Regions from separate parts of the Mus musculus genome. Here all the other regions are linked to region 1. A link is a loop called in an ENCODE intact Hi-C map of the cell type or tissue named here. Cell type or tissue: heart. All regions are shown on one strand.

Region 1 (8,000 bases):
CTGGACCCCAGCTGCCATTCTAGTTCCCAGTATATTCCTTTCTCTTCCTTACAGCTCTCTTGATACCCCTCCCCCCACCCCAGAACTGGCTTGCTATCCATAGCTAGTGAATAATTCAGCATGTTCAACAAAAGCTAAGTCAGATCCATAGTGATACTGTGATCAAGAGGCCCCCTTGAGGGCAGCTGGAAAGGCGAACCTTGTCCTGGATAGACAAGCGCCCTGTAATATTAACTTCATTATATAAGGTTTCTTCGCCTCCTGAGAAGGCAACTTCAATGTTACCTGGGCCCTGTTCCTGTCTACTTACCTTTTGGGGGACTCCCTGGTCTTGTAGGCACACCTCTGAGACATGCTGGTACCAACAGTCAGTCAAACAGCATGCTACAGTTTGCAGAGTGCTTTTGTGCATATTTCTTGTCTAATCATATCAGCTCCTGGTAAGCTCGGAGCCCTTGAGTCAGCGGGAGCCTACAGGAATTGTGTTTCAATCCCCTGCTTTAGGGAAAAAAAAAATGTTCTCAATTATTTGTGGCAAATGGGGTCGGGTAGAGGGTACTTTGTGTCCTAAAAATTGTGCAGAAAGGAGATACCATTTCCTCTGGGTCACTTTCTTCAGGGCCTGTTCCCAGTACATCCTCCTCTGGGGAGCAGAGGACCATTCAGAAGTGAATTTGGTTTGCTCAACCATGAGCCAGGTACATGGTTGTTTCCACTGACCAGGTTCCCATGCCCAGGAGTGACAGTCCTGCCCTGACCTACCCACCCCCTACACACACACACCAGAGTATCTGAGACATTAGGTCAACAAAAGCCTGGCAGGCAGAGGAGGCGCCTCCTCCCTTCCTGAAGGCAGCTGAAAGGTCTCATGGTATATGCACGCCAATGCTGTGCTGGGGCTTTCCCTCACTAGACCCTCTGTTTGCTGCTCCAGCTCCTGGGGCTGTGTCTCCACACACTCCTAGGGTACATGCCTGCCCGTGTCTCTCCACATACTCCTAGGGTACGTGCCTGCCTTGATTCCTTGACTGCTGCAGCTCACAGTTAGCAATATAAACCATTCTCTTGTCTTCCCAGCAGAAAGCAGTACCTACTGGTGACCTGGTTAGGTCTAAGAGTAAGTGTGGGGTAATGACTTCCCTGACCTCTGTTTCCAGGGGAGGCGTGGTGAGCACCAGGGAAGCTGCCAGCCTCCTGAGAAGCCTCTCTGGGACTTTGCCACACAACATGTGCAGCCCAGGAGTCTTTTGTCTTCCAAGGAACTGAATTTAACTGCTTCTCAGCTGTTCTCGGGCTTCTCACTCTGTAGAATGCGTGGATGCTGCTGAGTGAGTTTTACATTTTATTTGTGTTCCATGGTACTAGGGAGTCGAGCCCTGGGCTCCATGCCTGCAGAGCAAGGACTCTACCACTGAGCTATGCCCAACTCTATTTATTTTATTTTTAAGAGAGAAAAAAAGTAAATAGCATGATTTGTTTTATTTAAGGCAGAGAAAAACAAAAATCTTAAAGAAATAAGGACCTGATATCAAAATTGAGTGAAGAGGAAGTATGCTAAATGAGGAAGCAGCCAGTGTGAGAGCGAGCTGAGCCCTGAGGGCGCGCAGAGGAGTGTGGGCCCAGGACCTGGGCTCCTTCCAGTTTCCTGCTCCAGGACAATGTGAGCCCATCTATGGCCCCCAGACTTAGCTCTGTGTGGCTAAGCTGAGGCTAGACACCTCCAGCTGCAGCTCATCTGCCTCGGCCTGTAGGCCGGTGGTGACAGCTGCTTCTGCCATGCTACTGCCTCTTGCTCAGCCAGAGCGTGGAGGAAGTGACCAAGAGGGACGGCCAGCACTTACTAGGAAGTATGTGTGCCGTCTACCCAGCAGCACATCTCCTTTGCAGAGAGAGTTGCTTGGTGACTCAAGGGCCTTCAGAACCATTGCTTAAATACTTGTGGCAGCTCGCCCCATGGCTTCTTGCCACTCTCAGCTTCACTCCAGATGACAGCTACTTTTCTGTCCCAGGCTAAATCGTGAAGGAACTGTCTGTGAAACTGTGATGTGTCCATGGGTGTATGCAATCACATGTGGTGAGAGAGCCTCGGTTCTAATAACCTATACCAGTACAGTGTGTCAGGCCCCATGTACCATTGGCAGCTAGCAAGGCCGAGGCACAGTTTACACACTCTCTCTGTGCCCGTGCCCATGCCTGAGCCCATTCTGGTTCATTGGCCTCATCCTGCAGGCTGTATCGCTTGTATAGCTTGTGGGTAGCAGGGTAAGGGTCTCTATCAGCCATTCTGACTCCCAAACACTCTGCCAGGCTCCTGGAAAGTTAACTCAGCATCCACAGAGCCCATTCTGCACGTATCTTCCTGACAGACATATTCACCTTTAACTCCTGCCCTTACACACACACACATACACACACACACACACACACACACACACACACACACACACACACACAGCGTGGATGCTTTCAGCCTATGCTCTAGAGCAACTGTGGAACCAAGCTTGAAACACAAGGTCATGCAAATGATCCTTGCAGCTCACAGTGGCAGACTGAGGGTCTCTGCTCATGGACAAAGACAAGGACAGCCTCATAGAGAAGAAGGGCTCTGCCTGCCAGCTTGCCATGCAGACACTGAGTAGTCCCTATTTGTTCCTTTTCTCTTAGAGACTACTGGTTCATCCCCAGAGCTCTTCCCTCCTTCTTCCTGACCACCATTGTGATGAGCTACTCTAGGAGTCAAGCTGAAGTGTCCTTCTGGGGTGCAGTTTTCCCTATGGCCATCTTAATGCCATGCAGCCTAACAGAACCATTTTTCTGCTCTTCTGAGCTTTGTGGATCAGGAAGTGTGGGAAGGAAGCCCTGCCAGTCAGAGACAGCTCCACAGTAAAAGAGAAGTTGGGGGTGGTGGGAGAGAACCCCAGTTCTAGCCCTCCCTGACTTCTGGTCTCCTGTGGTCACTGCAACTGCCTCCTCTTCCTCAGGTTATGGGTGAGTGAGATGGTTCAGTGGGTAAAGTAAAGGTATCCACTTCCAAGCTTGGTAGCCTGAGTTATGGAAGGAGAGCACCAACTGCAGCAGGATAGCCTCTGTCCTCCATATGTCTGCTGTGGCACGTGTGACCATATGCATACATACACTGCACACATAGATAGATAGATAGATAGATAGATAGATAGATAGATAGATAGATAGATAGATAGATGGATGGATGGATGGATGGATGGATGGATGGATGGATGGATAGATAGATAGATAGATAGATAGATAGATAGATAGATAGATAGATAGATAGATAATGAAATAAATATAATTTTTAAAAAGAAAAAGGAAAGGGATGTTTAGAAAGAGATGGATGAGGGAATGCCTTGGAGGACATGGGATATTCCCAGGCAATCATGGGAAGCCCAAGACCTTAGGCAAGAAGGTATCGTGTGCTGGTATGCACTCTGAGCCTGGTACAACCCACTGCTCACAAGCCTGTGGGTAAGCTGCCCTGTGGGTCTAGTGCTCTGGTACTTTTGTATACTCATACACTGTCCTGGTCAGTTTTCATACTCTGTGGAGAGGTGAGGTGTCCAGGGAAGCCTGAAGTGTAAACTCAGCTCTACAAGGAGGAGCGCAGTGAGAAATGTCACGCATTTGCAGACTTTATATTGTACATTAATGCTGTGAATTTAAAGTCATTTGGCCAACAAATATATACCTATATGTAGGCAACAATGAAATTTGCAAGGAGGGTTATATGGGAAGGTTTGGAGAGAGGAAAGGGAAGGGAGAAATTATATAATTATATTATAACCTCAAAATATAAAAGAAATAATTTTAAAAATTCTTAGTTCTGGGGCTAAAGAGGTAATTCAGAGGTTAAGAGTATTTTGCTCTTCAAGGACCCAAACTTGGTTCCCAGCACCCACTTCGGAGGCTCATAACCACCTGAAACTCCATCTTCAGGGGATCCAGTATCTCCGGCTTCCACAGGCACCTGGGCTTACATGCACACACATGCAGAATTTAGAGGTTTTTTTTAACTTTAAAAATCTTAAGGCCGGGCAGTTGGTGGCACAAGCCTGCAATCCCAGCACTTGGGAGGCAGAGGCAGGTGGATTTCTGCGTTTGAGGCCAGCCTGGTCTACAGAGTGAGTTCCAGGACTGCACAGAGAAACTCAAAGAAACCATAAGAAAGGGGGGGGGGGGAGCGGGGAAGGGGCTGTCTTGGGGATAGGATTTCAAGTCATACTTGTTCTCACCTGGGATGGGTCTACTTCAGAGAACTTCCATTCCAGTTCACTGAGATAATCAGCCATCACCCTCCACTTTCATTGTCAATGGAGATCTGCCTCATGATGGCCACAGGAAGGGCCCCAGATAAACAGAAGGTCTACTTCTTTCCTTCCTTTAGTTTAGTAGGGACAGCAAAACTTTTTATTAATAACCATTATACAAAAGGAACAGTGCTTGTCAAAACATAAAGGGGAGTTATTTATGGAAGTAGGAGCTGCTTAGCGTTTTCCCAGGCTCCATAGGTCAGAGATGGCTCCAGACATGGAGACCTGTGTGATGTGACTTGCCAGCCTCCTCACAAAGCCTAAGTCATCAGCTGACACATGTTTGCATAGTTTCCAAGATCCTGGGTGGGGGATTCCTGGTCTCGGTGATTTTGGCTGCAAACCTTGGCACTGGCTCCTAGAGATAGCACTGGGCCCTCCTTATCTCTTGGAACCTTCTTGAACTTGGGACTGCTGCATCAGTATGATCCACATTGGCCCTCAGTATTTAAGTCCTGTGTGCTTCTTGAGGCTCAGATGCGTGCAGAGTCTCTGAATGGGTATTCTGCCTGGGGAAAACTGCTCAGAGACAGTGGACCTAGGACTCTACAGGCTCCTTCCTCGCTACTCGCTGTCCTCGACTGTGGCCCTCTGGCTCCCTCTGCTGACCAATAGGATTTCCTACCAGGACTGTACAGATGAAGTCCAGGGAGAAAGAGACTGCTGTGAGTTGGCCATCTTTGTTGTCTCTTGGGTGGTGTCTGTCTGGGCAGTGCTAGGGGACAGAAAGCAGAGGGCGGGAAGCAGAAGCCAGGAGGGAGCCACAGTGGTGTCCAGAGCAGAATGGTTTCTGGGGACTAAGTCTCAGAACAGAGGAATTCCCTTATTGAAGCTGGCTGACTCCTCCAGGCCATTACTGGGGAATCTGGGGTGGAAGTGACTGTGCCTTAAGTCACTGAACAGGGAAAGAGGAGGCCTGAGTGGGACCCCTTCCGGGAGACTCCCGTAATGCGCTAAAGTGAGGAGTTGGTCAGTCGAGCTGCTGTGAGAGGATTTCTGGTCACTGAGTACATTTTTGGGCATGAGAGGAACTGGTCAGGGCCTGTCTGATGGGTGAACTGTCACTTGTCCTATATTTGCATGTGGCAAACCCCTGCACACAGCCCAGCCAGCCACACTACGACATCTTCCTACTCACTGGGCTGGAGAGAGATCCCTAATCACTGCTCCATCCTCTGGCTCGATAGACCTCCATAGATCCTGCCAGATGGGAAAGAACAGACATGTGCCCTGGGGGAGGAGAGAATCTAGAGCAATCCGCCCCTAATCCCTGGCTGGGCCTCACTCAGACTGGAGATGGCGGCTTCAGAGCCTGGGAGTTTTATTAGCACACCTGCTCGAAGACCCCGGCTCCCAACAGCCAGCTCAATGCTGCCCAAGGACTGTGACTCTGGGAGCCTGGCACTGTCCTCAGACAGCTGGGGCCTTAAAGCTCCTGGCACCTCATTGCCAGCACGGCTTTGGGAAACAGTATCTATGCAGGTGAGGCTCTGGGTCGGGAGGGGGTGCGGGGGGGAGGAAAGACTTCAATGTGGTAGATGCAGTAGGGTTATAGAATAAAGGAAAGTCAGTTCTTGAGGTTGTCAAGCAGCAAGCTCCCTCTGTGGGTTCCTCAGAACCAACCTCTCTCCTGCCCACTTGTAGAGAACTCTGGATGCAGAGGAGCTGGCATAAAATTAAACCCAAAGGGTGCTTCTAGTCATGGTTGCTTCTGTGTTCAGGAGGAGTGTCAGGGAAAAGGAAATGGAGGGGTTCTGAGAGCATTGACCCCCATGGACCAGAGAGAGTTTAGGTTTCTAGCATCTGACTGCTGGAGAGTTAAAGAGCCTCTGAAGTGAAAGAGCAGCTCCAGAGGCGGTTGCACCAAGAGCCTGTGGCTCTACAGCGATGGAAGAACAGTGGGCATTTATGTAGACAAAGAAGCTTTGTTCTCAGAAGGGCCAGGGCTGAAGGGAGGACATAGCTGTGACTGCAGCCACGAAGTAGCCCTAACAGGGTCAGAAACGAAGGTGTAGGGAAGGTTAGAGCCTCCGCCAGCACCAGAGATTAGTCCTTAGGAGCAGAGCAGGCGCGTTGATGAAAGGTGGGTAGCTACACGTGGCCTTGGCATGGATGGGTGTGGCATGAAATAAGAACGTGTTCCCTCATCTATGTGTGGTCTGTACCCAGTAATGCCCCTGCAGAAGCAGTAAAGGGCTTACAAAGCCACTGGGGGCATACTCTGTCTCCTCATGTGGCCTGAGCCGTTGCTATGGGGGATCTTTCCATCTCGATCTCCGCATATACATATGCCCTTTGGGTGCCTATTGAGTATCTGACATCTGACCACCTACCCTCTGGAGAAAGGGCCCTTAAGCTTCCTGGGTATTTTCCCCATATTACCCCCTTGCCTGCCTAGAAGTACTTGGATCCGTATGATGACCTGTCCAAAGCTGGAGCTAACATTTCTATGGGCCCCATATGTTCCCACTGGGAAGAGAGAGCCACCAGTCTGATACAATGGAGCAGGAGCAGCCTCTGACTTCAGGTCCTGAGGCTGGAGGAGGCTTCCCTTCTGCCCCCTACCGTTTTCCCATTAGCCAAACTGCCTCTTTGAGGCTGGAAGATTTTAGCTAGCCGTGGGCTTTCCTCTCCATCTTGATCTGGATTTACTTCCAGAGGGACTTAATTTGTGTGGGGGGGGGGGGTGGGGGGGGTGCATTTCGAGACAGGGTTTCTCTGTGTAGCTCTGGCTGTTCTGGAACTCACTCTGTAGACCAGGTTGGCCTTGAACTCAGAAATTCACCTGCCTCTGCTTCCCAAGTGCTGGGATTAAAGGCGTGCGCCCAGCCCAAGGGACTTAATTTTAAAAAGTAAAGCAAATCTGTGTTCTCTATCCCAAAAGAGTTGATAGAATCAGAGTCTCTCCAGGACAGTAGTGAGCTGCTCAGAGCATCTCCGCTGAGTTACTGCTGAGTCACTCGTCCTGACAAACTCCCCCCACCTTCAACCTGCACAGTCACTTTCTGAGCTCTGATGCAGTGGAAGCCAGACCCTACCCTCAGGAGCAGCATCCTGCATGGTCCCACCGGTGTGGCCAAGCACAGAGACAGATCAGGCTAGCTGATGTAGTGTCTACCATTTGCCTGCCATCTTTCAGAATGCTGGGCTATCATTCAGTGGGGAGGGCAAATGTCCCATGGCCAGATTAATGCAAGGACACTGAACTCAGGCCCAGGAAGAGGCGAGAAGCCCAGAGGGTAATGGGAGCCAAGGCTGGGGAAGTCCTGAGCCAGGAGACTCTGTAATTTGGCAGGGTACCTAATCCAGTTTCAGTTTGTGTTGCTGAAGCAGGGTAGGATGGCAGGTCTGTGGCACGACCAAAGCTAGTAGACAGGGTGCCCAGCTATTCATGAACTGTGGGGAGATCTCCCTGAAGCCAAGACAGAAACAGGAAAAACTGGCCCCAGAGACTCAGAAATCACTCCAGCTCTGCCTTAGCCAGAACATTCATCAGTGTGTCTTAAACTTGGGTATAGCTGCAGCCCTGGCTAGTAAGCTCTCTAATAGGACCATGTCATGGACTCCCCACTGCCTAGATCTGCCTTAGAGTCTGCTCAGCCTATTCATGGCTATTCATCCCAAGTCAGGTAGCCAGAGTGGACCAGCCTTTCTCAGTCAGGCAAGTAGGGTAAG
Region 2 (8,000 bases), 54 kb before region 1:
TAACAGGATTTGGTATATTTTTAAACAATTTAATAACACTGCCTTAGCCAGGTGATGGTAGCACACGACTTCAATACACTAGGCAGGGAGAAGCAGGTGGATCTCTGTGAGTTTGAGGCCAGCCTGGTCTACAAAGTGAGTTCCAGGAGAGTCAAGCTGTTACAGTGAGAAACCTGTCTCAAACCAACCAATCAACCAATCAACCAATAAACCAAGTTCCTTCCTTGTTCTCACTCCTGCCCTCTGGGATCTTCCTTAGGTTTACTGCTTCCTCTTGGGGGCAGAAGGTGTCTTCAGGACACTGATCTCCGTTGTTCAGAATGAAACTTAGAATCCATATCCATAATACAAGGCAGCGGTACTCCAACAGACTTACTTACAAGTTAATTAGTGAAGAGCCCCACAGAGAAACTTGACCTCACAGTGCCTGCAGGTGGCCCCTCTGTTCCTTGAGGAGTACAGGCATCCTCCCTCCCACACTTAAGAAGCCAGCTTTTCCAGGTTAGACTAGTAGGAATGTCTATGTCTTCCCATGGAATAAGCACCAGAGGGCAGGTCAGTTGTTTTTTCACGAGAAAGTGAAATCATTTTCTCAGAGGGCTTTGTATGCCAAAAACTAAGGCTGACTTTGCTCCAACCGGCGGCTACTGTTCTCCACAGCCTTCCTTGTCCTTCCTATCTTCACAATATTAAAGCCAACGTGTATTTTACAGGATAGTCCTAAAGAGAAAGATCAGAAAAGTCCAGCTGCGGTCTCTCTAATCTGAATAGAAAGAGTTTTCATAAAAACAAGTCTTGTAACCTAGCGGCATCTGGGCTCTGCAAAGTCAGGGGTGGGAATGGGGAGACAGAGGGAAAGAGAGAAAGATGAGAGAAAAAGAGATAAGAGAGGGGTGGGGGAAATTGTGGGAAATTCTCTCCTTACTCTCTGGAATGGATAAAAGCCACCAAAGTGGAGTCAATCTGACATAAGTAAGGCATTAAAGCTCTTAATCTGATTAATCTAAATTTAGATACTTCACATCCATCCAAGTAAAGAGATAAAAGGCACTTTTTAAAAAGAAGTGTATTGTAAAAATCAAAGGCTTTTATGAATACATAACCAAGACATTATTCTTCAGAACAATTCAGATGCATCAATTAGCTAGACATGTGAAAAGCAAGACAGTTCTTACATCCCACTTCCATCTTCCTGCCCAGGGAACAGTGCCCCAGGGAGTAGAAGCACAGCTCCAAATTGAGCCTGGTCCAAAGATTCCCACAGCCACATGGCTCAGAGCTGGGGAATCTGTCAGGTCTCAATTTCTAAGAGCCCAAGACCACCAAAGACTGAATCTTCTAGCCCAGAAAGGGCCTGTACTAAGCCTGTGTATCCCCACAAGGGACTCCAGCCAGTTCCAGGATATAAGAAAGACACCTTCCCCATACACAGTACCAACTCCCAGTACCATGGAGAAAACAAAACCCACTGTCTTAGATGCTATTTCCCCACACGCAGGGTAAATTCACATTGGGTCTTGTAACCCTTATGGGCGGAGAACTCACATTTCTAAAGGAGCCTCACATTCTTCTAAGAAAGGTGGAGATGGGAAGCTCACTAATGGAATGGGATGGGATGCATTCTGCACTGGACCTCACAAACATGACAGTCATTACCCACAGTGTTAGAGTACCTCAACTCCTTTCAAAGTGATCCTGGCCCTGCAATCAGGTAAACTCTCTCTACTACTGAGTCAACCTCCATTCTTCAACTCTTTTGATCAATGCCATATTTTGTGTGTGTGTGAGAGAGAGAGAGAGAGAGAGAGAGAGAGGGAGAGAGAGAGAGAGAACATTTATGCATCGTACACACACCTGTAAAGGTCAGAGAACAACTTACAGGAGGAATTGTTTTTTCCCTCTACCATATGGAGTCTGGGTCTTCAGTCTTCTGTTTGCTTTGTTTTGTTTTTGAGACAGATTCTCTCTGCATAGCCCTGGCCATTCTGAGGCTCTCTATGTAGACTTGGCTGGCCTCAAACTCACAGAGATCTACCTTTCTCTGCCTCGAAAGTACTGGGATTAAAGGTGTGTGCCATCACGCCTGGTTTAGGTCTTCAGGTTTGTATGCCCTCCCCCATCCCTTCAAAGACAGGTGATTGGCGTGTAGGCAAAGCATCTGTAGACGAGCTCTGGTGAGATGTTATTAACCATCCTTTCCTAACTGCAGTCTGGAGTGACTGATCTCAGGCCCCTGGGCAGAACGGCTTCCATAAAGGGCTGCTGAGTGCATGAGCTCTAAGAACCTACTTCTCCTACACTGATGGCGCTCTGGTCTAGTTGGTATCTCGTGAAAATCATTCTTAGGGACAGGAAAACAATTATTTTGCATAGGGCACGGACTCGAACTTCAGCCCAGCTTGATATTATGGCTCGTGTCTATAGTCCCGGCCACTCAGGAGACTGAAGTAGCAGGATCATGCAAGCTTAGTTTAGGACCACCCCAGCATGCAACAGAATGAGAGTCCACCTCAGGAAAACAAACAACAAGGAACACTGGGGACAGTCTCTGTAAATAGGGACTGGTGGGTCTGCCCAGCAGCTGCTGCAGCCAGCAGGCAGGCCCGCCCTCTCAGGCACTGCCACAGCGGAGAAAGTGAAGCAAAGGGAGCAGAAATTCAGGAGCCTGGTGATGGCATGGTGCTGTCGGGTTTTGTAAAAAAGCTCTTTTGCTAACATACTCAATAAAAAGTTGAAGCAGTTTAAAAAAAAGGGGGGAGGAGCCTCAAGTATAACCATCTATCAAAAGCACCCAGGGTCCAAATAGTAAGACATGGATGGCTCTACAAAACTCCAGATCCCCAAGTGTGTGGAAATGGTCTTCTGAAAGGAAAATTACGTTGTATTTGATTTTGTAGCATCTTCCAGAAATAGAAATAATTTAATAGGTATTTTCCCATTATATACAAAGCAATTCCATAAGCACTACTGGACCAGGACACAGACATGAAACCACTCTTTTGCCTTAGACACTCACAATCTAGTCGGCAGAGAAAGATGAACATTCTTATAGCTAGCACGAAAAGAAAGAAAGAATTACAACCCAGGTCTGTAGGAATGAAGCAGTGAGCACAATGTGAAACTTCTATTTTCCTTTACTTCAATAACACGTTTTTGAGGCTTTATTTTTAAAAGATAGTTATGTTGTTTTTATAGCGCTAAGGCTCAATCCTGGGGCCCTGCACATACTATGCAGGTGTCTACTGCTGCATAACATTCTCAACCCCAAAAGAGTGGTCTTAAAGTACATTTCCCACATTCTCCTAGTCTACTGAGACAGAATATGCGAGTGAGTGAGTTCACAAGCAAAAATTAACAACCATACTGGATTTTTATTTAACTACGTGGTTTCTTTTTAAAGATTTTATTTACTTTTAATTTCTATAAATGATTATATGTATGTATGCATGCATGTATGCACGTAGAGCATCTGTGTGCAATACTTGAGGAGGCCAGAAGAGAGCATCAGATCCCATGGAACTGGAGTTACAAAAGATTGTGAGCCATCATTGTATGGGTGCTAGGAATCAGACCTGGGTGCTCTGGAAGAGCAGCCAGTATTTTAACTGCTGAGCCATCTCTCCAACACCTCAATACATATTTTCTTTACAAAGTGCTTGCAGATGCTGGGCATGGTTGCACCTATGAACTCTCAACAATATGGCTGACTGCATGAGACCTGCACAAGGTCACACCAGTCAACATGTCAACATGGGAAAAGGTTTATAAGACCTCAACCTCACTGCTGAGAGAAAGTCAGTTTCTTCAGAGACAAACAGGATGGGTTGCCCAAGCCTAGGTGGCCAGCCCTAAACCCATGAACATACAGGCAATACCAATTGGCTACAATAGCGTTAGTGTGGGGGTTGGGGAGGGGTGTGTGTATGTAGTGCCTAGAAGAGGAAATAGATTTGAAATTGAGAGGAGGATGTCGGGGGAAGCATAAAGGAATTGGAAGAAGAGGGAAGGGTTAAAATAATGTAAATATAGTGTACTCACATAGGAAATGGTTTTTACAACATGGTCCATGGATTTTTAAGTGTGTCCAGCATAATCTTAGACAATTAAAAAATAAATAAGTAATAAAGCTGGGGATGTCAAGGCTCTGATCTTAGCACTCAGGAGACCCGAGGAGGCTGGACCACATCTTCTTCACTGAATAAGGTCTTCCACTGCAGTAAAGCATGGTCCCAAATGAGGACTCATTTGTAACCGTCTCTGTGAAGAATGCATTTGTATTCCCAAGCCAGGTAGGAAAGCTCAAGGAGCCACAGAAGCAGAACTGGACCTGGAGCCAGGAGACCTGAGCCTACCTGGATTCTCCAGCACAGCGCTGTTTCGCCCGTCCCACACTACATTCCTCTGCCTCATTCTCTCCCCTTCCCTGCAAGCACATGCTCCCACTTGCTAATCCAATGTCCATCACCTCCCACCACAGGCAAGAGCCACATCTATTAAGATCTACACTCAAGCTGTAGTGTCCACTTTCTCTAAGTGTCACAATTTTGTAAGGTGAGCATTATGACCACCACATCATACAGTAAGAAGTGATCCTTTTTTGTTTGTTGTTTTGACTTTTGAGACAAGATCTCATACGAAGCCCAGGATAACCTGGAACTCTATATACAGCTCAGGCTGATCTTGAACTCAAGATCCCCCTGCCTCAGCCTCCTGGAGTGCTGGGGTCACAGGCACAGCACCACTGCAGACTAACCTTTGATACAGATTGCCAGGACACTGATTTCAGTATTAGTGCCTTGCTTCTAAAATTCCAACAACCCATCTATATAAAACAGTAACCAAAAGAGGCCACAGAATACTGAGGAAACACATTTATTTATTTATTTGGATAACAAGAAGCAACCAGCTATAACAATTTGAGGATTAAAGTTCATTTTTAAAAGGCCTATAATCAAGCGGATGTGGTGGCACACACCTTTAGTCCCAGCACTTGGGAGGCGGAAGCAGGTGGATCTCTGTGAGTTCCAGGCTAGCCTGGTGTACAGAGAATTTTCCAGGACAGCCAAAGCTACATAGTGAGACCCTGTCTTGAAGATAAATAGACGTAAACACTAGCCACTCTACCTTCTGCTTTCCTCTCAGCTTTACCTGCTGCCTGTGCATGAATTCTATATGAGACTGTACCTCTGCAGAGGATCTATATGAGACTGTACCTCTGCAGAGGATCTATATGAGACTGTACCTCTGCAGAGGATCTATATGAGACTGTACCTCTGCAGAGGATCTATATGAGACTGTACCTCTGCAGAGGATCTATATGAGACTGTACCTCTGCAGAGGATCTATATGAGACTGTACCTCTGCAGAGGATCTATATGAGACTGTACCTCTGCAGAGGATCTATATGAGACTGTACCTCTGCAGAGGATCTATATGAGACTGTACCTCTGCAGAGGATCTATATGAGACTGTACCTCTGCAGAGGATCTATATGAGACTGTACCTCTGCAGAGGATCAAGTTCAGGCCTCCAACTTCTTTTGTCCACCACCCAATACACACAAATAGGTGTCTGTAATGACGACACTTATAGTCTTTCTTAAGAGAAAAGTGTAAGCCAAAGGTATGTCTTCACCCCTGCAATCTCTGGTGAGGCAGGATACAGGTTAGAGACCAGCCTGAGCTACGTTTTGAAACTCTATTTAAAGGAAATGGAGAGGGAGAAGAAAGAGGCAGAGGGAAGGACTGACACCCACTCACCTAAGAAAAGGCCAATGTCTTGACTCTTTAGCGCCCATCTGTAGCCCACTGAGCAGCACATCCCAGGCACTCACACATCTATTTAATAATGGCTACTATGGGGCTAGCCGGGAATGCAGAGGCAGAGGGATCATTTAACAGAGGAACTTAAGACCATCCCAGAAGAACACAGTGAGACCGCATCAAAAGCAAAAGATAGCTGCTACTTACGCACCTTAGCATGGCTGCTCTAAACCTGCGCAATATTAACTCCAACAATCCTAGAGGTAAGGACGATTACAGCCTCCATCTCCAGATGAGGAAGCTGTGACACGACATAGTTATGATCAGTTAAGACCAAAGGGAGGCAACACAAGCAACAGAGTTCCTACCAGACATATATGAGTCACCGCAACGTCTTAAAATGGAGAAGATTAAGACAAACTGCAATAGCCAGGACCTACACTGGATCATAAAGTAAGACAAATACTTTTCCTTCTATTTTGTAATACTCTACCCTGCCTCTCCTAAAAGGGTTCAAAGCCTTTATCTCATTGCTTCTGAATGCTCTAGCAGAAGAAGAAAACAAAACAAAACAAAACAAAACAACACAACAGACTGAGAGGTTTCTCCCCCACAGCTACATAAAATGACTTGGACAACAGAGGGAGAACCGAACCAAAGAATTTTCTTTTATGTTTCAGTTTTCTTTGTACAAGCAAAACTCTTTTCAAAAACAACATTTTAAGAGTTCTACTTAATCTATATCACTATCATCACCACCAGTACACCGCCCAGGCTGACCTGGGACATACAATCTTCCCATCTCAGCCACTGACTTGAGTGAATATAAATCTATCAAAATAAGAGGTTTGGCATTCTTCCCAGGTCTCTGTGGTTGAAAGTGAAATTTTTAAAAATGTCATTATATATTATGACAAATGGCATACAAAAAATATAATAAATTGATTTCTAAGGTTGCCACCTCTTTAGTTCAGTGTCTTCAAATTATAGTTAGTCTCTAATTTTCAGTTGCTCAAATACTACACTGCATTAAGCAGAGGAGGGCTTGTTAGGTTAAGAACTGAATGCCCCTTTCCGTCATGTTCTGAGTCCCTATTAATCAGAAACCAACACTCACAAAAGAAATTTGAGACAACCTCCAAGTGACTTTGACCTTACCAAAAAGCTCCAGCTAGCACAAAGGGCTAATTGTCCTTTAAGGACTGGTTCTACTTTCTAACACCTTTACTTAAATAACCAGGACAACAGCATCCTTCAGCTAGACACAGAAAGAGGTACTTAAAAACTCTGGTGCAGCCTCACCCTCAAAATGTAAAATGCTGGTATGGAACAAAATCAATTTGTTCCATACCCTCTCATCTGTGTCCTCCTCGGATTTTATAGAGATAGGCACATTCCAAAGGGTGAAGAAAGTTTAAATATGCAAAAATTAGATCACGATGCAGTCAACCAGAAAAGCCAATTAAGCAAAATACAAAGGTGTTTTTGTATGTCTTAGGTTTGCCTTTAAAGAAAACAAAAGCCAACCAAGATGCTTCAAATTTTGAAAATCTCCAACTCTCTAAATTAAATCTATTCTGAGTTGGTTTTCTAGGTTTTGGTTTTTTGTTTTGTTTTGTTTTGTTTTTAAGAGTAACTCTGAAACAGTCACTTTAAAGTAAGGGCAGAAACAGAGGGCTTTTAAAGCAAAGCTTCTGACGGAAGAAGTTGCTGCCAAACTCTGGGTCCATTGAAAAATATGAGCTGCCTCACCAACTGCTCTAGACAGCGTCTAGAAGTGTCAAAAGCACAACTTCAGAAAAGTAGTTATCACTCTAGTGTTTTTTATGTCCTGAAGTAAAATAAGATCTTTTGCCTGGAGGTGGTGGTGCACACCTGTAATCCCAGCACAGGGAGGCAAAGGCAAGCAGATCTCTGAGTTCGAGGCCAGCCTGGTCTACAGAACTAATTCCAGGACAGCCAAGGTTACACAGAGAAACACTGTCTCAAAAAAAAAAAAAAAATTTTTTTTTAAAATACCTATACTCTGTGTGTGTGTGTGTGTGTGTGTGTGCGAGTGCACACACATGTGTGTATGCACAGTGGCCTATATGTGGAGGTCAGCAGACTACTTTCAAGAGTAGGTTCTCTCCTGGTCAACTCAGGGCATCAGGATTGGCAGCAGGTACATGTACCAGCTAAGCTATCATGCTGACCCAAAACAAGGGCTCTTTAAATTGCTATCCTGGGCAATAGAAC
Region 3 (8,000 bases), 110 kb before region 1:
AGTTAACTTTTAGTGAAATTTCATCTGCTTCTTCAAAAACCTCCTCAGGTCCCCTGTGGGATCCTTGCTTCAAATGGCCTTGGAGCAAGCAGTCCAGGTGTCTCCCATCATATGGGGTAAAGTCTTCATCTCCTTCAAGATTAGGCTGTCAGGAGCTTCTCTCAATAGTCCTATTTGTTTCCTAATTGCCAACAAATTCCTCCCTTTCATACCAGCTTGGAACCATAGTAGCTGGTTTATCTAGACCTTCTGCTGCCTTTAACAGGTGATGGCTCTGTCAGTATTTCTTTCAGAGAAATTCAATTTGTAAGTCTAGATACCATAGGCCATTCCACAGTCTCACATGACCACACCTGTTACATTGCCTTGGGCTTAGTCTTGTCTCCCTAGATCAATCTTTCAAACGATTTCAGGTCTGACTCCACCCACAACTGTACCACAGCACTCACTCAAAACCCTCTGCTGAACAAAATGAACAAAACTCTTTAAGCATAACTTCGAAAAGCAAGGTCAGCCTGGCCCTGGCCAGTACTTTTCATTTTGGATTTTGTCTTTGTACTATCAGCACCTGTGCCAGAACGTAAATTAATCGGGCCCTGAGTACCAGCTGTAGAATACACAATCTCCTGTACTCATTTATTCATGTATGTACTCAGCCATACACTCATTCATGCCTAGGGATGTTTGCTTCACAGAAAGCTCCTACTCCTTTTGTTGGTTGGTGGCTAGGCACTTCCATCTCAGTAGCTCCGTAAAATTTCCCCAAATTTTACATCAATCCCGTCAACAGAGCAGCACTAGCTGCTTTCATATGGCTCCCCTATACTCTAGTGAGATATTGTAACTCTGTATTATACATAATTATTTGTTTCTCTTTTCCTGTTTGTGTTTTTTATCCAGGACAAAAAGCAGTATCTTATACTTTTCAGATGTTACAATTCAATCTACTGAAAAATGAATAAATCATCATAGTCCATGAAAAACAAGATTTAAAAAGAAAATATATTAGAGCAGAAAACATCAGAAGATAGTAAACAAAAGGATTAAACATCATTTCAAAAACTTCTAGGACTGGAGAAATGGCTCAGTGGTTAAAAGCACTTGCTGCTAAGCATGGACCTGGAGTTCAGATTCCGGCATGCACAGAAGCCCAGCACCACCCTGCACAGGCAGTAATCCCAGCACTAAAGGGGGCAGAGATAGAAAGGGGTTTGCTGGCTATCAATCCAACTGAAAAATATGAGCTCCAGGGTGATAGAAAAGACTCTGCCTCAAAGGAAAAGAGCAAAGACTGACAATCCACCACTCCCTTCTCTGGCCTCTTGAGTGCACAAACACCCACACACATGCACACTAACATAGGTATACATCACAGACACACCCATGCCAGAAATAGTCTAACTACACGTGTACATACATAGGGATTATGATAGTTTATTTCTTGGGCCAGTGAGATAGCTCAGTGGCTAAGGATGCTTGCTGCCAAGTCTAAGAACATGAGTTAGAGCTCCAGAACCCACATAGTGAGAGAGAAGTGACTGCCCAAAGTTGTCCTCTGACCTGCACGTGAGCATATACATATACCCCCACACACAAATCCATACACACTAAGTAAGTGATCATTTAAATTTTAAAAATAAAAAATTGTTTTTACTATGAGTTATAGGGAAAGACAAGTTTGAAAACTATCCCGGGCTGGTGATGCAGCATTTGACTAAGTGCACAGGACCAGGGATGCAAGAGGCACTGTCTTCGTAATTTTATCTCCAGTGCATCCACCTGGTACCCAGCAACATCTCAAAAAGTGGTCAGATGGTCACAGAAGTAAAATTAGTATCCTGATGAGGCCACCTGAGTAGCACATCCCACAGCCTAGCCTAGCCTTTTGTTTCCTTTATCTGGCCAGCTGTCCTTCACTGTTTAACTATTCCCACCATATCACCTCTGTTCCTTTTTCCTGCTTGTATTATTATAAAGTTAGTTACAATCACTAACTTTCTCACATAATACTCAGTCATTTCTATAAGAGATTTCTCTTTGGAGCCTCAGACCTCTTTTTAATTGCTGAATCAGCCAATACTAAAAATTCCTGTTTCCCCTATGACCTTTCTGAATCATTCAAAAGAACTTTCCTTGTGACACACACTGTTAACTCTTTCAAAGGACTATTATAACAGCTTTCCTCTTTTCCTCTTATAAACATGGAACATCTCTCTTGGTCTCTACTTCTCCTACACCCTCCTAAAATCACCTTCACCTTAGGCCGCTAAGGAGTGCAAACTGCCCAGAAATTAAAGGGAGCAGGCTTTTCTCAGTTTTCAGACTCAAGTGCTGTCTTGACACTCAACTGGTGTCTATGGAAGGAACTGCTAACCTGTATCCTCCCCTAGCTGCTATACTTAGGGAAATATATGGAAGGTACCTGAAAATGTGACTAGCTCATAGAAGCACTGCATATATTAGTTAACTTATAATTACTTGATCATCCTTTTCCCTCCAGGTAAATAACTAAAGATCTTGTCCCTGACAATATTTGGCCCCTTTCATCTTTTCCCTTCCACCTATTCACACCCAGTCCCAGGGTTTCAATAAGCAGAAACAAATGGTGATCATAAGTCAAGACTTGTCTCCCAAGCTCTCAGTCTACATCCAACAGATCCAAGCTACCTTTCACAATTCCTTGCATCTTATTAGTCAAGCACCATTATTTTGTAGTTCATTTTCTTATCACCACTACACTCAAATACTGCCTCCCCAATGTTTTTTCTTTCTATGTCCCAATTCACACATTCCGTGTATCACTCATACATTGTGGCCTTCCAGACTGGTTTTATATTGTCTCAACATTCATCTATGCATTATAACTCTCCGAAAAACTTTATAAATCAGTGCTCCATCTGAGCTGTTGGTGTATCTGCCCTATCTTCCTTAAAAAGTAAACTGTCCAACCTGGCATCCATGAGTCTCCACAAAATAAACATCATCAACTTAAACTCTTGGTTATCCTCTTTATTACAATATCCACATTTTGGCATAGCAGAAAAATTATCTCACTGAGGGGCAGCAGAGATGGTTCAGTGGTTAAGAGCACTGGCTGCTCTTCCAAAGGTCCCAGGTATGATTCCCAGCACCCATATTGTAGCTCAAAACCATTTGTAACTCCAGTTTCAGGGAATCTGACTCTCCTGGCTCCTGTGGGCACCAGGCACATACATCACTGGTGCACAGTCATACATACAGACAAAGCACCCACACACATAAAATAACAAATTAAAAATTTTCTCATTGGTGTCTTTTATTTTAGATACACCTTTCACATACTTTCATACTTCGTCAGTATTATATCCACAAGCATGCACCCATGCTCCAATAAAGCCGCTATAAAGACAAAGAACACTTTAAAAATTATCTTTGTAAGTGGGCTGGAGAGATGGCTCAGCGGCTAAGAGTACTGACTGGCTGGGCGGTGGTGGCGCACGCCTTTAATCCCAGCACTTGGGAGGCAGAGGCAGGTGGATTTCTGAGTTCGAGGCCAGCCTTGTCTACAAAATGAGTTCCAGGGAAGCCAGGGCTATACAGAGAAACCCTGTCTCGAGAATAAAACAACTGCTTGTGTAGTTCACATTTCCGGGGATCTACACCTCCCTACGGTTAAGGACCTTAAACGGGCAGTCAAGATGACTGGATTCCAAATGCCAACTACGCCACTTAGTGCCGAATTACAACACCCTTACCTATTCCCTTAACCTTTTTTTTATTTTTTATTTTTAAAATAAAATCTGGTTAAGTAACACCTTTCCAGCAAGAGTAATCCCATCTAGGCACCGGATCCCCTGACAGGTCTTCAAAATTGACCCACCCTAGGTCACTCTTCCTCTGACTGCATCTCCAAAACTCTGGTCCTGTCTGATTTGTTACTTCAGCACCTGCGATCTTCGAAATCACAGCTCGGACAAAAAGTGCCTCAATGACTCCACAACTGATCTGAAAGCGGTTTCAGAAAAGTAATGCATTCTCTTCGGACAGAAGCTGGTCTTACTCCTGCTGCTGCAACTCCACCTCACGAGCACTCAATGAACCATCTCCGAAGAGTGTCCCTAAGGTTGCAGCCTGCGGTCCCTCCCGCCCAGGTTCCCTCCTTCCCAATACCGAAGGGTTTGCTAAGTCGCAGGCAAGCCCTCCTCACCCAGCAACTCGAGGTTCATCCCTGCAGACGCTGGCCGCCTGGTCTCCGCACCGGCAACAGTTCCTTCTCCCCCACCCGCTCAGAAGCCCCGCGTCTAAGTGGGGGGCGCCGCGAAGAGCCTGGCGCAAGCTCCGGAGACTTTCGGACTTAGAAGGCCCCGCGGCTTCCGCTTTCCTCCCCCGCCTTCCTTGTTCGTTTTACGTAGCTGTCCACATTTCTCCCTAATTAAAAAAAATATTAAACGCTCTTGTAATCAAACAACTATAATATTATCGAGGGAGAAAAAAATGTCATAGTCAGTCGGAACTCCAAAAAGTACAAGAATGTAAAGCTTTTCTCTCCGGGACCACGTAAGTGAGCAAGAAATTTCAGGCATATCACTAACCCACTAATACTCACAATGCCGTGTGTTCCTTGGGTTGTCCCGGCGGCTGCCTGAGACTCCGCAAGAAAGGTTCCGGGCGATTCTTTCTACCGCAGGAAAGCGGGAAAGGTCGGCCCCTAGTGCAAGAGTGTTGGAGCTCTTTGGCGTGGTCAGAGCGCGTGCTGGCTTGGCTCACCTTACTATGAGTACTATAATTACTATGTGTCTGACTTAGTTTCGTGAAGATTATTTCACGTCTCTAAAACTATGCTATGCATCACATAAAACGGCACGATAGTATTTGTTAGGCCCTTTCCTGCGGTATTACTGTGTACACAACATCGATTAGGGCACAGGAACATTGTCAAGAGAGATGGACTGAGTGTCCCACAGTTCTGTCAGACTTGATGTACACAGAGCAATCAGAGAAGACCAGCTAATGGTAAATAATGGGCGTGGGGTGGGAAGTGTTTATCCAATGTGGTGGGCAAGTCACCCCTGTGTAGCTATAATGACAGTAATCTAGAGGTCCTCCTAACTGACTTCACCGTTATGGGTATTTAACCCTTTCCTTGTGCGTAAAATGACAGTGATAATAATACTACTTAGAGAATTACGAGGATTAAATGAGTTAAGCATATAAAGTGCATAAAAAAATCAGGTGACAGCAAGTATAAGCCATTATTTACCAGTTACTATCTCCTAAATATGTCTTTCATGTAGCCATTTAACCCAAAAACAGTAATTGAGGCTCAGAGATATTGGACAATTTTCACTCCCTTTCGTGTCCAATATTTCCGAAATGCTATCCAAATACTATAGAACCAGAAATAATTTGTAGAAATATTTCTGCACTTCTCACAGTGATTTATTATCAGGTCTCTTTGGCTGTACCCACTGGCTTAGTGAAACAGAAAAAAAAATACATTGTTTCACTTATGAAGTAATAATGATGAACTTTTCACGTGTATATGGGTTTATTTTCTGTAGGCAGACTGTTGGTGTCCCTGGCCATGTTTTTTTCTAATGGAACATGCATTTTGTAAAATTTTCAAGGAAGGAATAATATGATCAAGTTAATGTTTAAAAAATAAAAATTCCTACCCAGTCTTATAGCTCATATATGTAATCTCAGCACTCAGGAAGGAGCCTGGGCTCCCTAGTGAGTCCTGGAGTGAGAGAGAAGAAGGAAATAACATTAGACGGGTTGGGATTTTTGTTGTTGCAGCTGCTGCTGCTGTGCTGGTTTGCTTTGGTTTGGGTTTGGGTTTGGGTTTGGGTTTGGGTTTGGTTTGTTTGCTTTCAGCTCTTCTGGTACTGGTGATTGAACCTAAGCCTTACCTACAGAGCCTACCTATAAGCCTAGCCCTAAAGATCAACCTCTTAAAGACACTGTTGAGTAGGAGTTCCGGTGAGGGGTAAAAACTCTCCAGGAGTTTACTGTTGGCCGTGAAGGATGGTCTGAATCCAATCTACAGGAGAGAAAAACAATCAAGGAGCTTGAGATTAGGAGACAGAATTGGAAGCGGCATAAATGCAAAAGATGTGTGTGTGTGTGTGTGTGTGTGACATGTTTCTGCTTTGGGGGCTCCATTTGCTGGTGCAGAGGATACAGAGAAGGAAACAGCCTGTATAAGGTAGATGTTCTGCCCAGACACGTTGACTAGAGATGATAAAACGTGGACTTCAAAGAGGTCCCGGTTAAAGATGTACTGTATTTTGTCAAGTTTATATATGCATATTTTTGCACTTTAAAAATCTCTGGGGGGGGGGTCTGGGAGACTTTTGGGATAGCATTTGAAATGTAAATGAAGAAAATACCTAAATAAAAAAAATCTCTGAAAAAAAATCTCCAAATTAGTGATAGAGCACGACATGCATGATTATCCCTCAGAATGGAGCCGTAGGGGTTGGCTTGTTGTTGTTGTTGTTGTTGTTGTTGGTTTGATTTGGTTTGGTTTGTTTTTTTATTTTTGGGTTTCTTTTTTATTTTCTTTTTTTGGTATGGTAGACATTGTATTCCTTGTAATTCGTTGTGTTCTACTTTGATTAAAAACTATAATTGGTGGGCTTTGCTTTGTGAGGGCTAATTAGAGTTTATTAATATTACTAATTGTCAAACAGGGTATCTGAAGCTTTGTTTAAAGGGGAGAAATTTTAAATGATTTTTTTCTTCTTGGCCTGGAGCAATTTGTACCTGTCAGTCATGAAAAAAGAACTTGGTTTTTAGCCAGGCTGAACTTCCCTCTCAGTAAGATATTTTCTGTCCTTCATGCAGGAGGCCAGCTAGTATTTATCCCCCTTACTGATAAAAATCATACATTCTAGGCTGGAATGTATGGTAGAGCCTGTGTGAGGCTGTGGGGTTGAGCCTGAAGCACCATGGGGTATGGGGTGGAAACACTCTACCTGGAACCCTTCTGTTCACACTCAGCCAAGAGCTCCTGGCAGCTGGCATAGAGAACATAAGTGTGTTTGAAAGCTGTGTGCTTCCAGCATAGAGACAAGGTTGACAACCACAGCAGAGAGCTGGGGGTGGCATCAAAAATACAAAACAAGGATCAAAGCCTCTCCCGGAAAAAGGGGACAAGTGCAGTCAGTGTTCATTGTCAGCAGAATTACAGATTTAATGTAGTTAAAGAGAGAAAAAAAGGACAGTTACAACACAGCTCTGAATTCCCTGGAGACAAGAAAATTGAGAAGGGAAGAAAAGCACATAGGTAGGTCTGGATGCCATTCCCTGGAAAACAATGGAAGCATACACACACAAACATATACATACAAACATTCACACACATATACATACATACATATATACATACATACATACACAAACACATACATGCATGCATGAACACATACAAACACACATACATACATACAGACACACAAACATACACACACATACATACATACACACAAACATACACACATATACATACATGCATGCACAAACACACACATACATAAATACACGAACACATACAAACATACATACACACACAAACACACAGACACAAACGCAAACATACACAAACATATACACAAATACAGACATACAAACATACACACATACATACATACACAGACACACACATACAAACACACACACACACACACAAACACACATACATACAAAAACACACTTACAAATACACACATACATACACATACAAACACACACAAACATATACACACATAAACATATATACAAAAACACACAAATACACACACATGTACAAAAATACACACACAAACACACATACATGATTATTCCTCAAAGTGTTTTCTGTAGTTGCCAGATAACTGAAACAATTGAATGTTTTGAAAAGCAGGGAGCTTGACCTTTTCTTTTCTTTCCTTGTTTTTTTTTTTGTTTTTTTGTTTTTTGTTTTTTTTTTTCGAGACCGGGTTTCTCTGTGTAGCCCTGGCTGTCCCAGAACTCACTCT

What was found. Peaks named below come from ENCODE experiments on the same cell type or tissue, not always from the same donor. Only the 100,000 strongest peaks of a DNase experiment are listed, where the experiment ranks them.
Region 2: a loop joins it to region 1, with 2.7 times the contacts of the local background. A loop is called at or near these places in 10 of 42 quality-filtered maps.
Region 3: a loop joins it to region 1, with 6 times the contacts of the local background. A loop is called at or near these places in 19 of 42 quality-filtered maps.

What each region holds. Positions count from the first base shown.
Region 1 is chr1:132,364,688-132,372,687 of GRCm38, reverse strand. All of the region lies in intron 2 of Tmcc2 (transmembrane and coiled-coil domains 2), which reads left to right. Among named protein-coding and RNA genes, the nearest start is that of Tmcc2, 23 kb to the left of the region's middle. In heart, no CTCF peak of the experiment used is centred here; DNase peaks (open chromatin) are centred at 1,787, 4,917, 5,391 and 7,563; H3K4me3 peaks cover 1,986 bases; H3K27ac peaks cover 3,771 bases.
Region 2 is chr1:132,418,984-132,426,983 of GRCm38, reverse strand. All of the region lies in intron 1 of Dstyk (dual serine/threonine and tyrosine protein kinase), which reads right to left. Among named protein-coding and RNA genes, the nearest start is that of Dstyk, 5.5 kb to the right of the region's middle. In heart, a CTCF peak has its summit at 3,496 (motif pointing right); no DNase peak of the experiment used is centred here; H3K4me3 peaks cover 146 bases.
Region 3 is chr1:132,473,714-132,481,713 of GRCm38, reverse strand. Rbbp5 (retinoblastoma binding protein 5, histone lysine methyltransferase complex subunit) reads right to left here and starts at 4,347. Exons shown (of 14, transcript NM_172517.2): 1 at 4,187-4,347. The coding sequence starts at 4,205. It overlaps 6030442K20Rik (RIKEN cDNA 6030442K20 gene), which reads left to right and starts at 4,650. Exons shown (of 2, transcript NR_165177.1): 1 at 4,650-4,992. In heart, a CTCF peak has its summit at 4,686; DNase peaks (open chromatin) are centred at 4,323 and 4,633; H3K4me3 peaks cover 2,561 bases; H3K27ac peaks cover 1,533 bases.